Regions from separate parts of the Homo sapiens genome. Here region 1 is linked to region 2. Evidence: chromatin loops called from intact Hi-C (ENCODE). Cell type or tissue: breast epithelium. All regions are shown on one strand. Each heading gives the region's core, and the rest is flanking DNA. Links, peaks and the distances in the headings are about the cores only. Region 1 overlaps CACNA1C (calcium voltage-gated channel subunit alpha1 C). Region 2 overlaps CACNA1C (calcium voltage-gated channel subunit alpha1 C).

Region 1 (2,903 bases), core at 297-2,796, 68 kb after region 2:
GAAAAACTGGATATTGAATCTGGGCAGCACCAAGAGCCACAGGTGGAAGAACCCAATCCATCATGAGGCTGGAAGGCCCACCGTACTGGGGCATTTACTCAAAGATGACAAAGATTCCGGCCATGCGTGTGCCCCACTGTTTTCAATGAGCAGGAATCTTGTCTTCCTCAATCTTTTCTATAAAGTAATTTTCTTACAGTCTAGTACAGGCTTCCTGGCCTTTTTTTTGTCTTGAAACAATAGGATGAATGATATTCATACATGTAGCACATTCCCTAAGGTGTTCTCAACAAGAGGATGAATGATCTTCATACATGTAGCATACTCCCTAAGGTGTTCTCAGATTTTGACAAAACACAAAAAATGTCAGTATGTAAATAATTCATTTTCCTCATAATGATATATCAAAGACATCTGCTCCCTTCAGGCATCATGGATGAGTTGTAAGTCCACCCGGATCTCACCCATTCATAGAAGCATTTTGTAATGCAAGTGACAGAGTGATGCTATTATGTTACAAGGACAATATTAATTTGTTTTATTTTTTAAAGAAACTATTCACAAACTTTGGAATTTCAGCTCTCAGTAATAAATTATTTGCTATCACTATCCAGCTGCTCTGGATGTACCACTGTGTCATGACCTCAGGGTGAAGAACCATTGATTTAGATCCCTGTTCCCGACCCTTGGACCATGGGTCCTGGGTGAGGGAAGAGCAGCCTGGAATTCTAGAATTCTAGAAAGGGATCCATGAATCCATGTGTACACCAAGCATTATACTACTCTGAATAAACAGCCTTGTCTTGCATTCATATTACCACTTTTCAAACATACACAGATGTGTAGGAATTTAAATTTAAAAGCTTTGCTGAATTCATAGTAGTTCTTACCTTGATGTGTTTTCTCAGTCAAAAACTATCAAAAGTACCATCTTGACAGAATTAGAGACTACAGTATGGAGAAGACAGTGGAGATGTAAGAATCAAGTTTTTTGGCTGGGCAAGGTGGTCAGCCAAGTGAGAGGATCTCTTAAGTCCAGGAGTTCCAGACCTGCCTGGGCAATATAGTGAGACCCCATCTCTACAAAAAATAAAAATATTAGCCAGACATGGCACTTATAGTCCCAGTTACTTGGGAGGCTGAGACGAGGCTGGAGTATCACTTGAGCCCAGGAGTTTGAGGCTACAGTGAGCTATGATTATGCTACCACACTCCAGCCTAGGTGACAGAGTGAGATCCTGTCTTGAAAAAAGAAGAGGGAAGAGAAGAAGAAGAAGAAAAGGAAGAAGAAGGAGGAGGAGGAGGAGAAGAAGGAGGAGAAGGAAGAGGACAGGAGGAGGAGGAGGAGAGGAGGAAGAGGAAGAGGAGAAGGAGGAGGAGAGGAGGAGGAGGAAGAGGAGGAGGAGAAGGAGGAAGAAGAGGAGGAGAGGAGAAGAAGAAGAGAAGGAGGAGGAGGAGGAAGAGGAGGAGGAAGAGAAGGAGGAGGGGAGGAGGAGGAGAGGAGAAGGAGGAGAGGAGGAGGAGGAGGAGAGGAGAAGGAGGAACAGAAGAAGGAGGAGGAAGAGGAGAAGGAGCAGGAAGAGGAAGAGGAGGAGGAAGAGGAGGAGGAAGAGGAGAAGGAGGAAGAGAAGAAGGAGGAGGAAGAGGAGGAAGAGAGGAGGAGGAAGAGGAGAAGGAGGAGGAGAGGAGGAGGAGGAAGAGGAGAAGGAGGAGGAGAGGAGAAGGAGGAGGAGAGGAGAAGGAGGAGGAGAGGAGAAGGAGGAGGGGAGAAGGAGGAAGAGAAGAAGAAGGAGGAAGAGGAGAAGGAGCAGGAGAGGAGGAGGAGGAGGAAGAGGAGAAGGAGGAAGAGGAGGAGGAGGAAGAGGAGAAGGAGCAGGAAGAGGAAGAGGAGGAGGAACAGGAGGAGGAGGAAGAGAAGAAGGAGGAGGAAGAGGAGGAAGAGGAGAAGGAGGAGGAGAGGAGGAGGAGGAGGAAGAAGAGAAGGAGGAGGAAGAGGAGGAGGAGGAGGAGGAGGAATAATAATCAAGTTTTCCGATTGCATATGAAGGGCAGTATTTTAGGAGAAGAAAGCAGACCAAGAGCAGCAGTAGGAAATTAGGCCAGTGGTTCTTCAAGTGAGGTCGGTCATTGGACCACTAGCATGGAACTCTCCAGGAGTTGCTGGCCAAAATCTCTAGAGATGAGCTCCTTAATGAACTCCTTCATGGGTTCAGCTAAGTTTAAGAATTGCAATTACTGGTTCAGACTACATTGTAAAAAAAAAAAAAAAAAAAAAGAGAAGAAATTTCTTCTACATATGAGTAGCAGCAAGACATTGCAAAGTACTTTCCAAGATATTTTAAAAGAAGAAGGCATGCACTTGTCTGATGGCAGGACCATGCACAGATGACCCATTTCAAGGTTCAGCTGAAGGGACCACAATGTCCACTCCCAACCCATATTTTAGGCATTTTTCTTGGTCACTGTCACCCAGTCCCAAGGCTGGCGCTGGAGACGGACTTATGGGATCCCCCAACCTAATTAGTCTCTTTGTTGCTTTCCGAAAGCCCCCAGAGGCTTTGGAGACTTGAAAATAGGAAGATGACGGCCTTTGCCACAGTCACTTTCAATTAGACAATGATTTTTTCTGTTTATAGACTTCATAGAGATCTGAAAATACTACTACTCCTTCTTGTGGAGGGACTACAGGAAGCTCTCTGATTAAGATAGATTTTTAAAAATGGTTTCTTGGCAATATCTTCAGATTAGAAATAAATTGGTGATTAAAAATAGAATGAATGTTAAATCTTTTCAAGATGTCATAACAATATATAGCAGCAAGATTTCTTTTCTATAGAAATATATACATAAAAGCCCAAAACAGGGACTTTTGAGAATTATTTAAGAGGCATTGAAAACTGCAA
Region 2 (2,903 bases), core at 155-2,654:
CCTCCCACCCTTACACGGAGGGGAAGGGAACAGAGGGCCGTATGTGGGTTGATAAGATGAGAACAGGAAAGGAAAGAGCATTTGAGGGAAACAAAAAGTGACACAGTTTGGGGCAGAAGGCAGAGGGCAAGGGGAGCCTGGATGGGTCAGAGCCGCATCAGGACCTCGGCAATCTCACACAGCTGAATTAACAACCCAAATTGGATGCCTATAAAAAAACAGGTTCCCATGACCTTTCGGGTCAAACCTGCAGGGTACTTCTCAAGGCAAAAGCTTTTGAGAAGACTTGCTGCACCAGGCCACTTCTCAGGCCCGTCTCTCTGTCTGCACCCCCTCAACCCCACATCACACCAGTTCACACAACAAGCCTCGCCCTAGACCTTGAGATCCGGGGCATTCGGCCTCCTCCCAGGGGACTGCTGATGGTCAGATGCTTCATCCCACTTCTAGGAATGAGGGTGGCTCTGCTAACTCTCTCAAGGGCCAGCCATACTCTTAAGCAGAGTAGAAAACAGCCTTTGTGGGGGGATGGGGAGGGACCTCACAAAAGTAATCTCCCCACTCAGGGGTCACGTTGCTAAAGGCTCACCTGAGATACAATAAACATTCCACCTGCAGGTTGAGCATCGCCTTCTCTTCAAGGTACAATGATCTATTAGAAGGGCAGCTCACTGAGTTGCTACCACCCAGCATGAATGACTGTGCTGGAATCACTTCATTTTGAAACAAGGCATCTTGGTAGCATTAGGTTTGTTGGGGGTGGGGGCTGTTGCCGAAAGTGGGAAGAAGCTGGAAGGGACTCCGAGGGCAACAGGAGGCTCCAGCAATGAGAAGGGGGGCTGGAGGGAGATGTCAAGGATAACCTCTGCCCCACCCAGCTGTCCTGAGACCACGGAACTTGATTTAATCTATGTGTCCTAGAACCAGCTCAGGCCACACCCACCAATGTCATCTAGACAATGGTTGGCAACAGCACCCACTGGAGCCCCCTACTGACCGGGAGTTCCGGTCAGCTTGCTGTGAAAAACCTGTGAAAATGAGCAAGCTGTTTCCTGCCTCTGGCCTTTTGTGTCCTCATCTAGAAAATTTGTATATCCTCAAGCAACATCACACAGCGGGTGCTCAAGGTACCTTTGAGGAATAAACAAATAAGGGTTTGGGCTAGGTGGTCTCTAAGGTGTGTACACCCTAATGTCCTTGGACAAATCTGCTTTCTGACCACATCTCTCTACCCTCCTTCCTCATCACAGCTATGGGCAGTGGGGGGCACTCAGCCTTGCCTTTCTTGTGCCCATTCTGGCCCCTTCTCTGCCATGGCAGGGGGCAGGAGGCGTGGTTACAGCCACAAAGGCAGACAGAGACAGCCAGGCCCACTGTCCAACGCAAGCACTGTGGGTTGCAGGCCGAGAGAGAGGGCTGGAGTCGTGCAGGCTGAGCTGACTCACCCCTGAGGGGGTGGACGTGCAGCAAGTAGCTCTCTCTATGACTCAGGACTGACTGCTTTTCCTCCATCCTTCCAGGACCCAGAGCCAGAGAGGAGCCCGGCTTGCTTGTGATTGTTGTGGAGAGTAGTGAGTGACAGTTATAGGAAGTTGTGCCTGGGGGCCTATGGTGGAAAGATACTAAGGTAGAAAGGCTTTCAGGGCCTGAAGGTGGGGAAGACTTGGGACCAGTATCCCGACATGCTGATCCCTGGACACTCTCTGCCCTGCCTTGTCGCTGCTTGCTCCTTCTGGCCCCCCTCCTCCCAGTCTCTTTCTTCAGCTGCAGATGCAGATGCCAACTGGGCAAAGGGAGTGGTGCTGCTCTGCGCCTCCTGGCGTTTGCCTTCTGTTCCCTGTAACCAGAGACACGGATCCGGGTGTGTAGCCTGCATTCTGTCTGAGCATCCCAGGGGGATCCCAGGCTTTGTGGATCCAGCATCCGCAGCATCAACCGACACAGAGAAGTCAAGTCAGGCAGCTCCGCCCCAAGTCCCGTTGCCAGGAGGCACTGAATGAGGAGTGCAGGAGCCACTGGGCCCTGCCCTTCAGTGATGCCCAGGCCAGCCTGGCCCAGGGATTTAGCCAGCGGGCACTGTGAAATGCAAGAGCCAATTCTTGGACAGAAATGAGTTTGAATCCAAGATTTGCCTCCCATTCACCGTGTGGCCTTGGGCAGATGTTCGTCCTGTCTGAGCCTTGATTTCCTCATGTGGAGAGTAAGCACACGGGTTTCATCCGATCATGTGTATGGTGTCCTCAGCATGATGCCTGATCCGTGCTCATCAGGTCATCCTCATGTCGGTCCTCTTCTCATGTTCACAGCCAGTGCCACCTTCGCTTAGCTTTATTTCCCTGCTCTGGACACTCCTGTGCATCGTGCAAAGCCTCCAGCAATTCCTCCTGAGAGCTGTGCCCAGAAGCTCCAGGGCCAGTGTTCTTTCCCCTCCCTGTGCCTGCTCTGCTCCCCGAAGGTCTTTCTCCTGCTCCTTTTCTCTGGAGAATCTCCAGGTGAGCTCCACCAAAGCCAAGGGAGCCTGTCCTCCCTTGCTGCCCTTCAGCACTGTGGCTTCAGGGATTATCTCTATGCAGATGATTCCCTGGAGGAAGCATCCCCATGACACCATGGGCGCCTGATGACAGGAAACACCACCTCAGAACCCAGCAAGGCAATGGGGGCAATGAAGCATCCACCTCCAGCTGTCAGAAAATGCCCAAGTCAGAATCACTGCAGGCTAGAGTTGCAAGAGACCATCCTAAACCTCTCACTCCTCACTTTTGCATTCAAGGAAATTGAGGCCCAGAGAATGGAGTTCATTGCTCTAAGTCACCAGAGCTGGAAGCATAATCAAGGCTTCTTCATTGACAACTTGGGAATGTTTCTCTATGTCCATAATGCAGGAATTCAGGCTGCCCAGCACT

Evidence for each region. A loop is a pair of places that touch in the nucleus more often than their neighbours do. Peaks named below come from ENCODE experiments on the same cell type or tissue, not always from the same donor. Only the 100,000 strongest peaks of a DNase experiment are listed, where the experiment ranks them.
Region 1: a loop joins it to region 2, with 17 times the contacts of the local background. A loop is called at or near these places in 2 of 110 quality-filtered maps.

What each region holds. Positions count from the first base shown.
Region 1 is chr12:2,571,410-2,574,312 of GRCh38, reverse strand. All of the region lies in intron 13 of CACNA1C (calcium voltage-gated channel subunit alpha1 C), which reads right to left. Among named protein-coding and RNA genes, the nearest start is that of CACNA1C-AS2, 99 kb to the left of the region's middle. In breast epithelium, for the core only: no CTCF peak of the experiment used is centred there; no DNase peak of the experiment used is centred there.
Region 2 is chr12:2,639,446-2,642,348 of GRCh38, reverse strand. All of the region lies in intron 30 of CACNA1C (calcium voltage-gated channel subunit alpha1 C), which reads right to left. Among named protein-coding and RNA genes, the nearest start is that of CACNA1C-AS2, 31 kb to the left of the region's middle. In breast epithelium, for the core only: no CTCF peak of the experiment used is centred there; no DNase peak of the experiment used is centred there; H3K27ac peaks cover 1,181 bases.